2 separate regions of the Mus musculus genome follow, and region 2 is linked to region 1. The links are chromatin loops, found by intact Hi-C in ENCODE. Cell type or tissue: gastrocnemius. All regions are shown on one strand. Each heading gives the region's core, and the rest is flanking DNA. Links, peaks and the distances in the headings are about the cores only. Region 1 has its middle 3.1 kb from the start of Btbd16. Region 2 overlaps Dmbt1 (deleted in malignant brain tumors 1).

Evidence for each region. Hi-C counts contacts between places; a loop is a spot of excess contacts. Peaks named below come from ENCODE experiments on the same cell type or tissue, not always from the same donor. Only the 100,000 strongest peaks of a DNase experiment are listed, where the experiment ranks them.
Region 2: a loop joins it to region 1, with 3 times the contacts of the local background. A loop is called at or near these places in 13 of 42 quality-filtered maps.

Annotation. Positions count from the first base shown.
Region 1 is chr7:130,768,303-130,773,679 of GRCm38, forward strand. No RefSeq gene overlaps it. Among named protein-coding and RNA genes, the nearest start is that of Btbd16, 3.1 kb to the right of the region's middle. In gastrocnemius, for the core only: a CTCF peak has its summit at 2,562 (motif pointing right); DNase peaks (open chromatin) are centred at 2,572, 3,767, 4,751 and 5,063; H3K27ac peaks cover 199 bases.
Region 2 is chr7:131,040,338-131,045,714 of GRCm38, forward strand. It overlaps Dmbt1 (deleted in malignant brain tumors 1), which reads left to right. Exons shown (of 48, transcript NM_001347632.2): 4 at 550-873; 5 at 3,323-3,349; 6 at 4,156-4,185. Among named protein-coding and RNA genes, the nearest start is that of Dmbt1, 11 kb to the left of the region's middle. In gastrocnemius, for the core only: CTCF peaks have their summits at 2,543 and 5,111 (motif pointing right); DNase peaks (open chromatin) are centred at 2,537 and 5,140.

The DNA.
Region 1 (5,377 bases), core at 68-5,067:
AGGGAGTGGCACTGTTAGGAGGTATGGCCTTGTGGAAGTAGGCGTGGCTTTGCTGAAAGAAGTGTGTCGCTGGGGGTGGGTTTTCAGGTCTCAGATGATGAAGCCAGGCCCAGTGTGGCACTCTGCTCCTGCTGTAGGCTCATCTGAACTAGAACTCTCAGCTACCTCTCCAGCACCATGCCTGCCTGCCTGCCTGCCTGCCTGCCTGCCTGCTGCCATGCTATGTACCATAATGGACTTAAGCTCTGAAAAGTATGCCAGCCCCAGTTAAATGCTTTCCTTATAAGAGTTGCTGTGGTCATGATGTCTCTTCACAGCAATAGAAACAAACCCAAGGACAAGTTTGTCTTCATGTCAAGCCACATTCCATGTGATAAAAGTTCAGTCCCCAGATGGCGGTTTGATTTTGAGATGTTCTGGAAATGTTTTTAGGAGGTGGGGCCTAATGGCAGGTCCCTGGAAGTGTCACTCTGGAGGTCATTCCTGGTCCTAGGTCCCCACTCTTTTTCTTTGCTTCCCGTCTGCCTCTGTCATGTGTTCCCACGGCTGCCATGTTCCTCCCCAGAAGAGTGGAGCTGCCCATAGCTGACTGAATCTCTGCAAACGTGGAGGCAAAATAAGAATGGAATATGCTTTGTTTCTAAGAGTCTCTGGCTACATTCTGTTACTTTTCCTGGGGAAGCCTGTGCTGCCACTTCTGTGGCGTTCAGTGAGCTGCAGTCTGGAAAATTTTATATCAGTAAATATAGCCATTTGTTCCTTTGAATGGCCACATAGCAATCCAGGCTACCAATTAAACAGCTGTCCTGGGGATGGTGGGGATTTAAATTGTGTTCAGTGTTTTGCTGTTGTTCTGACCGATCTGAGAGTCCTTATGTACCTATGTGGACATACTCCTTTAAGCTGAATCATTTTTGCTGATTGCTTTTGAGACAGGGGCTTACTATGTAGCCCTGGCTGGCCTGGAGTTCACTGTGTAGACCAGGCTGGCCTCAAACTCACAGATCCACCCACCTTTGCCTCCCAAGTGCTGGGATTAAAGGTGTGCACCACCACACACAGCTCTTAATTTTATTTTATATTTTTACTTTTAGTTTTTAATGTGTATGATTGTTTTGCCTGCATGTATGTAAAAGTGCCTACCATGTGCATGCCTGGTATCCATGGGAGGCCAGAAGAAGGCATCAGATCCCCTGGAACTAGAGTTACAGGTGGTTGTGAGCCACCATGTAGGTACTGGGCACCAAATGCCAGTCTTCTACAAAGCAGCAAGTGCTCTTGATTGCTGAGCCAACTCTCCAGCCCCTAATCCGAATTCTTCAGAGTGGTTCACCTGGGCTGAAGATGCCACTGTGATTGCTGATCCACCAGACCCCAGCTTCTTAAACTGGGTCATGATAGCATGATAGCATGTAGTATGTAGTATGGATAACATGTAGTTTGTGTCACTGAATATGGAGATTGAGGGGAAAAAATGACGATAGTAAAAGATTTTTGAATCTGCAGTGCCCCCAAAATTAATTAAAAATTAAATGCACAAGGTATTTTTGACTGTTTTGTTTCATATTGTTCCATTTCACAGCTGCAACCTGGGTTGTGAACACACATGCTTTTTTTTTTTTTACATACACGCTTTGTACTAAGCAGCCTTACGCCAGCCACACAAGGCCAACAGCACTGCCAGAAACACCCCAGCTTCCACCCAAGGCTGCCGTGTGGTATAAGTGGCAGTGTTTTTACTGTAGATGCAGAGTTTTTTCCTCTGATGGTTTCATTATGGGAAACAAATGGCTTTTTAAAAAAGATTTATTTATTATATGTAAGTACACTGTAACTGTCTTCAGGCACCCTAGAAGAGGGCATCAGATCTCATTACAGATGGTTGTGAGCCACCATGTGAATGCTGGGATTTGAACTCAGGACCTCCAGAAGAGCAGTCAGTGCTCCTAACCACTGAGTCATCTCTCCAGCCCCAACAAATGGCTTTTTTAAATGGTCCCTGCCAGTTTGTCAGAATCCAAGTATTCAGTAGGCACTGGGGAGGTTGTGTTGCTAGGATGCTTGATTTTAAATGAAAACCAGGCTGTTAACCTAGGCTCCTTGAAATTTCACTAGGTGGATTTTGACATGGGATTAGGGCAGGATTTGCAACAATTTCTTCAGTAGCCACTTTGTCATTTGTACTATGTGAAGGTATGTTCTCAACTTTGATAATTATAAAATCTAAATACTGACCAACTCTGAAAAAGATGCTTTGTATCCCGCAGTATTAAATACCCAATATTCAACCAAGTTCTCACCCTTATTCAGAAATAAATATGCATACCTTCTCATTAGCATGCAAATTTGCTTTCATCTTTAATAAATGACAATGTCACCAAACATAGTTTCAAATATGTCTACCAAAATTGCTTCAAAATCAACTTCTCCATAATTGGTTGCTGGCAAATGTCTGAATGTAGTCATTTATATGCCCATATGCACAGGATTGCGTAGAAGCCACTGTTCTAGCCAAACACTAGGAGCACCAGGTGTGGTTGGGCAGGTTTTGCAGTGGAGGAGGAAGTCCACCAGGGGGAGCTGCAACACATCTTAGAAAAGAGTCCCAGAAGGCCCAGGGAGGCAGAGTCATTTTAGACTCCAAGACTGAGAAACGCTGATCTGCTCAGTTTGTCTGTGTCTGACATGCATACAGAGTAGTATCGGTTCTTTTTGATTCACCACAAAGCAGGTGGCTTGTCCAGTGCTGACTTCCTGTGACATTGCTTGTGGCCAAGGCCACATGAAGTCCATGCTAGCTCCAGAGTTTCAAGGTTGGCCCTGTTCTTTCTCTCCAGCAACCAAGAAGCCACCTTAAGGTGTCATTTCTCTTTCCTTCTCTTTCCTTCTCTTTCCTTCTCTTTCCTTCTCTTTCCTTCTCTTCTCTTCTCCTCTCTTCTCTTCTCCTTCTCTTCTCCTTCTCCTTCTCCTTCTCCTTCTCCTTCTCCTTCTCCTTCTCCTTCTCCTTCTCCTTCTCCTTCTCCTTCTCTTCTCTTCTCTTCTCTTCTCTTCCTTTTTGTTTTGTTTGTTTGTTTGTTTGTTTGTTTGTTTTTTGAGACAGTCCTATATAGCCCAGGCTAGCCTCAAATTCATTTTGTAGCCAAGGATGACGCTAAACTTCTGATCCTCCTGCCTCTACCTTCCAAGTGCTGGGGTTACGGGGGCCGCAGTGGCCTGTTCTGTGCAGTACTGGAGACTGGACCCAGATCTATGCTTTCAAGTTAGGAAGCTTGTTGCTTAGAAGCCTTCCAGAGTTGGTACTTGTGCTGGCTAGATTCAGATTTATGTCAACTTGACAAGCTAAAGTCACCTGAAAGGAGGGAATCTCAATTGAGAAAATGCCTCAATGAAATCAGGCTGTAAGCAAACCTGTAGGCCCATTGTGGGTGGTACCAGCCCTGGGCTGGTAGTCCTGTAAGAAAGCAGGCTGAGCAAGCCGTGCCAGCAAGCTTCGATGGCTTCTGTATCAGCTCCTGCCTCCAGCCCCTGCCCTGTTTGAGATCCTGCCCTGACTTCTTCAGCGATGGACCATGATGTGGAAGTGTAAGCAAGATGAACTCTGTCCTCCTCGCCTTGCTTTGCTCCTGGTGTCTCGCTGCAATAATAGAAACCCTAACTGGGACAGAAACGGTACATACCTGCTCCCCTGGCCCTTGGTGCATAAATACACCATATGGGACCTGTGGGACTGCTCTCTGCCATTCAGCTGCCTTTGCCTGGCTTCAGACTTGTTCTGGGCTTGGCCACCTCTCTTCTGGTGTTGCCTGCTGGGGATGCTCTGCTGTGAGTGAGAGGTTGTGGGGGACAGCCGTGTTGGCTCCTCCAGTATCTGCCTTACTGAGGGACGGAGCCGTGTGTGTTTCCAGTCCCTTGGCTTCTCCTTTGGAACTCTGAGGGGCTGTGTCAACACAGAGGTATGAGACTGAGGTAGTCCTTCCCCACAGGGGAAGGGATGGGCAAATATGGCCATGGCCTTCTTTTTCTGTGCTTTAGAGTCCTCCTGTCTCAGCCTGTCTTCTGATATTACAGGCTGTTCCACACCAGATATCTGTGCTCTTCTGAGGCATAGTGGGCTACCGTATGATTCTTTTACTTGTTTGCTTGTTCGTTTTAATAGACTGGCCTCAAACTTCCTCTATAACCATGGGTGACCTTGAACTCCTGCCTCAACTTCCCAGTGTTGGGAGTGTAGGTCTGCAGCCCACAACCCGTTCCAAGAAGATTATTTTTCATTTCTTGTGAGATAATTCATCTATCTTTTTTTATGGCCTGGTTGGAGGTTCATTTACTGTTTTGACTGGGCTACACTTCCCTCTCCACAGTCTAGTTGTGTGTGTGTGTGTGTGTGTGTGTGTGTGTGTGTGTGTGTGTGTGTGTTCACTCACATGAACAGCCACCTCTCTGTCTTCATAAGCTGGCTCTATATGGGGAAGTCCTTTGCCAACCACACTCAGTACTCACTGTGGCCTCACAGCACATTTCTGGAAATGTATCTTTGCCTGAGCATGCACACACGGCCTCGCCATCAGAGGAGCTGCTCTGTTCCCTGTAGGAACTTGCTCACCTTCTCCCTCTGGGAGACTAAGCAGGTGCTGTCAGAAGCCAGTCCCTCAGGATCCAGAACACACCAGGTGGGGCAGAAAGCAGCCCCCTGAACATTGGCCTAAGGCTGGCATGGTGGCTCTGCCTCCCACCCTTCTGTTTCCCTCCCATAGGGGTGGGTGGACAACATCGCCAGCAAGTGGATGCCACCAGGTAGAACTTGCAGGGAAAGCAGCTAGACTTCCTGTGACATTGCTTGTGGCCAAGGCCACATGAAGTCCATGCTAACTCCAGCGATTCAAGAAAGTTTCCATTTCTGTGCATTTGACTTTGGCTTACAGCTCAGCTCTGGAGCGATCCATGGCGCAATCTAGCGGGGAGCTGAAGGCTTCTAAACCAAAGGCTTCAGAAAGGGATCAATACAATCAAGGTCAAATGTTGGGCTCAGGGGTGGTAAGGACTGTGGCTCCCTGGGACACTTTCCCAGTGTGGCCAATAGGAGGCGCTCAGGGGTTGTCTTTTAGCCAGTAGCCCCAGTAGTACCAGAAATAGTATCCAGAGGGCAGGTATGATATCAGGAGGGTCAGGTTCTTGTATTTCAAACACCTTAATTCAAATCCTGTGTTAAGCCTCTATTGGAGAGAAAGTTTACATAGGGGAAGTCTGAGGTAAAGGGAAGGGCAGAAGTAACAGGGCAGACCTGTACTTCAGAGCTTTCGCTGAGGCACCTCCTTCCACACACACTATCACGCCATCATCGTGGCACTGGGCTAGGAGGGAAGCGACAGACCAGACT
Region 2 (5,377 bases), core at 148-5,147, 270 kb after region 1:
AAGCAGCTGTTGAGAGCCTTTGCCATGCACTCTTTTGACGGTAGGATCATCTTTAAGCCCCTTTGGTCTATTTTAGACCAACCTGCTCTGCCTTCTCATTTACTGCTGACAGGTATGGCTCAAGGTAGAGAGTAATGTGTGCAGGTCCAGTGTGTGAGGAGTTGGGAGGGGTTTGCAATCTCTCTCTCCTTGAAATAGTCTTGATTCTACAGTACACGGCCCTCCAAGTACCTCCAAGCCATAGGTACAAGGTAGAGTAAGTTTCTTGTCACTATTCAAGGCAGATTCAACCTATGCCAACACAGTTTGCAGAAACTTATTCACCCGGGTGACCAACTTGGTCCTCATGTCTAGGACAGAAGTAGAGAGCATTGTAGTGAAGGTTCACAGGCAAAGTGAGAGGGTACAGATCTTTACAGGTCAGTGTGGCCAGGATGCAGCAGCAGGAGCTGTTCATGTCCTATATTGCTTTAAAGTTCATGAGTGAGCTGCCACCAAGTGTACAAGTGAGACATGACCAACAATGGAGAAACCACCATGTCTTTCCAGGAACAGATTCTGGTTTGGCCGTGAGGCTGGTGAATGGAGGAGACAGGTGTCAGGGTCGAGTGGAGATCCTTTACCAGGGTTCCTGGGGCACTGTGTGTGACGACAGCTGGGACCTCAATGATGCCAACGTGGTGTGCAGGCAGCTGGGCTGTGGCTTGGCCGTGTCTGCCCCGGGAAATGCCAGGTTTGGACAGGGCTCAGGGCCCATTGTCATGGATGACGTGGCCTGTGGAGGCTATGAGGACTATCTGTGGAGATGTTCCCACCGAGGCTGGCTCTCTCATAACTGTGGACACCAGGAAGATGCTGGAGTCATCTGTTCAGGTAAGACCCAGTGATCATTACATCTGCCTGACAGCAATGAGCTCAGGTCACTATGAATGCTGTCAGAACTCCATTCTGGCCACTTCATTGGTCCTTGTAAGGACTGGTGACTATCCAGGACAATGCCTTTCTCAGTCATTGTCCTGCACAAGGCTCTCAGTCTCTAGTGAGTGTAGAGTTTCTGTGAGAGAGGTAAGCAATGGAAATGCAATGTCAAGTCTTACCCATGAGTAAGGTCAAAGGTCAGCATACATGTGCTCTTGCAAAAGGTAATCCAGCTTTGGTCTGGAGTATTGGAATCCTGTTTCTATGCTGAATTTGAACTATCAGAAGGGCAAAGCTGTACCGAATAGCAAGGTGAGCAAATTCACTCTTCTTTTTCCATAGTGTTCCCCAGAATCCTTCCCAAAAAGTTTTGCTGAAGGACTCTTCTGGGGAAGCTTCAGTAACTCCTTCAGTCCCTCAGGGTCTGCAGAGTCCTGGGTTCTCACAGATCGGGTTCAATAGCTCAATCATGATAACACACTGGGAATGTTATTCATGAATGTTGGTGGTGTGGACATGGCAGTTAGGTCCTATGTAGTATGTTCATGAGGTAAATTGACAAATATTTGGACATGGATATAGCAGAGAGGATTGCTAGAGTCCTACAGAATCCTTTAACTGTGAAGGTGGATCTTTGAATCTTCAACAAGTCAAGGCTGACTGTGTTGTTGGCCCATTACCCACACAGTAACATAGAACCCTGGTTTCCTGTCATGTCTGCAGGTGGTCATGGTTTTTTACTTGCTATTATTAAACTGCATAAAACCGGGTCCACCTGGGGCATGGAGTACATGGTAGAAGTACATGAGTAGCTGTATTACTCATGGTCTGCTTTGGCAACCCCCACCTTGGAGCATCAGCCTCAGCTACATCTGTAGAAATGCTGAGTCTGTCTTCCCTGGGAGTCCAGGTGAAATTCAGGTGCTTTCTATCAAGTGTCCTTCTATTTCTCAAAGATGTCTGTGCCTCCCCTTGCTCAGGTCAATGTCGACAGCTTGGAGTCCCCTCTTCTCCTGTTCATTTCAGGGTCATGCTTTTTCTTCTGACACTAGGGAATTATTGATAAGACACACATTGCTCACTCCCTCTAGTTTTCACCAAATATGTTACCTGGGTCATCAGCTTTGCTCTTTGCACATTCATGGCTGACACAACATGTCTGGTATGTTTTATACACACATCACTGGGCATCATAGACCCCACTGCTGCATGCTACTCAGAATGGATGGCCTGAGGCTTTGCATGGTGCTAACCTCAATTGGGCGGGCTGGTACCTCAGAGTACCACACTGTGTCCTGATGCTCTTAGAGTAGCTTCCTCTGCATCTGGACATCTGAATGTTTCAATTCCTCATGTTCTTTCCTGTTTTCTACATTGATTATCTTACTGATAAATAAGTTTATCAGTATATTAGTATATGTATAACCCAGGCTGCTGTCCTTGAGCTATGAATTCCCCATCTTCATTTCCCCAGTGCTGGGATTACTTCAATGAGCCCTGGTACCCAGCATACATCCTGGTTTCATTTCTTCTTATACAGGGTACTGCAGTTCACTCAGTCTACCCTAGTGTGCTTGCCATAACCATGTTCCAACACCACCCCCTATAGCCTCAGGCAGCTCACTGCAGATGCTATGGTGTCCTGGAGCAGGTCGCCTTTGTCCTGTCCCTCACCAGACTCCACTTGGTTTGTTCTAACTGTTCTTTCTAAATTCTAGGGGCACTGTCACCTTCAGAAGTCCCTACCTGGTTTATACTTTTAAAGACACACACACACACACACACACACACACACACACACACACACACACTCAGACAGAAACAGACAAACGATACACACATACATATACTTGGATGGACAGAGACACACAAACATACATAGTGATAAATACACAGACACAGAAACACACACATATAGTCTCACATGCAAAGGAAATGGGTTCCAAGAACTTCTTTGCTTCTACCCAAAGCATACGACACTCAAGTCTTTTATCAACTGGTGTGTGACCCACAGACGCCCTCCTGTGTCCTTCCAGGCATCCCAGATCTAGTCCCTCATAGAATATCAGCCTTGTGTGACTCAGTGCTGTTCCACATTGCTCATGTGAATATGGCAAGAGGGAAAGGTTTTCATGCTCAATAATACAGGGGCAGGCTGCTTTTCTTTAATATTTATGATTTACCACTTATGTAATTTGTGAAGAAGCCTATGGGTACAGAGGGCCAACTGGAATATTACAAAGATTATCTTGCTCTTTTGACCAATGAAAAAGGTATTTAAGTTTTGTCTTTGGGGTGAAGCCCACAAAGAATAGGTGTAGAAACTATCCCTTTAGAAAGGATTTTTGCCAGGATCCTTGTGGTCGAAACACACACTCTGAATTTGTTTTTATTCCTTTCACAGATTCTCAAACAAGCAGTCCCACACCTGGTAAGTACATTGAAAATATAGACTTGTATCAGTGTATAACTTCCTCCTATATTGTGATAGAGGCTGGCCCACTANATAGTAATAAATGACAGTAGGATGAAATATATAGTGTCCCATCTAGACAGTAATGACAATAGAAACTCCTGCCAGCTATAGCAAAAAAGGCCCCTGTGCTAAGACAGTTATAGTCTTCAATTTTATGTTGCCCTGGTCTCAATTTTCAGTTGATGTTAGAATCGAGTAGAATATCTGGATGTAGGTCTTGGATTCAGTCCTTCTGCAAGAAGCTCTGACTAGGAGACATGAAGAAGACTCAGGGATCTGTGGTCGGCAGATGATATGTAAGGATATCATGCCCTCTTCACACTTGGGCCAACTCTGGCTTGTCCCAAGCCGAATCAGAATTTAATGTTAGCAAGGTTGTAGGGCCACTTGTTTGCTATTGGTTTGTTTATTTACTTCTTTTTGAGACCCACAGAGCCCAGGCTAACTTCAGACTTGCTGATTTGGCAAGGGTCCCCTTGAACTCCTGATCCTCTTGTCTGTAGTTTCCGAGTTCTAGGATTCCAAAATGTTGCCACCATGTCCAGCTGTTTTTTTTTTTTTTTTACCACATTGGACATGATGTGTAGTTCACCTCTATGCCTAGACCTTGGGCATAGCCAAACTGAAACACTGATTCCCACCCCCACCCCCAACCTCTCAGAAGGCATGGCTGTGTAGTGCAGTTCAGGCTAAGTGTATCTTGTATGAGACCATCTCTACATGGTGGATCCAATTCTAAACTAAGCTTTTTCTTTATTAAGGCTGGTGGAATCCAGGAGGGACAAATAACGGTAAGGCCATCTCCTTCACTCTTGTTTCTGTCTTTGGGTTACTGATAGAATGGGGAGAGATTCTGAGTCCTGTTGCTGTGATCACACACTGGCCCTAAGCAACTTGGAGGAGGACAGGTCCGTTGGGCTTACAGGTCACCACCCATCACTGAGTGAAGCCAAGGCCAGTTCCTGAGGTTCCAGCTGGAGGCAGGAACTGAAGCAGAGGCCTTGGAGCAGCCCAGCTTACTGACTTTCTGGCTCATGCTTAGCTAGCGTCTTATACAGCGCAGGCTCACATTGCCCAAGGACAATGGGCTGGATTTCTCTGACAGTTATCGATCAAGAAAATCCATACAGACAGGGCTATAGTCAATCCTGTTCTGGGTAACTCCCAGATTGAGAGACCTGTACATGACTTAGCTGGGGTTCTGTTGACAATGGAGATAACGAGGACAAATGGCCAGCGCTGCTGCTGCTGCTGCTGCTGCTGCTGTGGCTCCTGCTGCTGCTGTTGCTGTTGCTCCTGCTGCTGCTGGTGGTAGTATTCCTGCTGGTGCTAGTGATGCATCTGCTGTCTGGAGGAATCCAACTGAATCGGTGGACACAGAAATCAGGGATGGAGTAGAGATGAGAGACATGGGTGTCACACTGCTGGGTAGACCCTACCAAGCCCCTCCTTTCCTCTTCATTCTTCTCTCTGCTCTTCAGTTATGTGATGGATGAAATTAACTTTAGCCTCCTGTCTGTAGGACTAATGAAAAACAGTCACTGATTCTTCCTTCCAAAATTAAAAATATTGCACATCATCAATGCTCAGCTATCACAGGTAGTATGTACTTTAACAGAACATACACATGTCGGGGAATCCAGAGGAAGGTTTTTGACCAACTTCTAGAAAGGGCCAAACCAAGGCCGGCAGTTCTCTAGGGGGAAACAATCGAGAGTGACCAGCAGAGGGCAGTAACATTGTGTCCTGCAGACCTGTGCCTTCTTTGGGAACACCTTGGAAGTTTCAGGTGTCCTTTGCCAATCCCCATAGCACCCTCTGAAGATCTGCAACAACAGCAACTGTCTGATCCTCTTACCTTGTCTCCACTTCCTCTCACTCTCAGACCACAGAGTTCTCACAACAACAGAGGAGCCACTGAAGGGTACACCCAGGATTGGCTCCTCCTGTCAGGAGGCTGAACCTGTTCTTTCCTGCTACCAC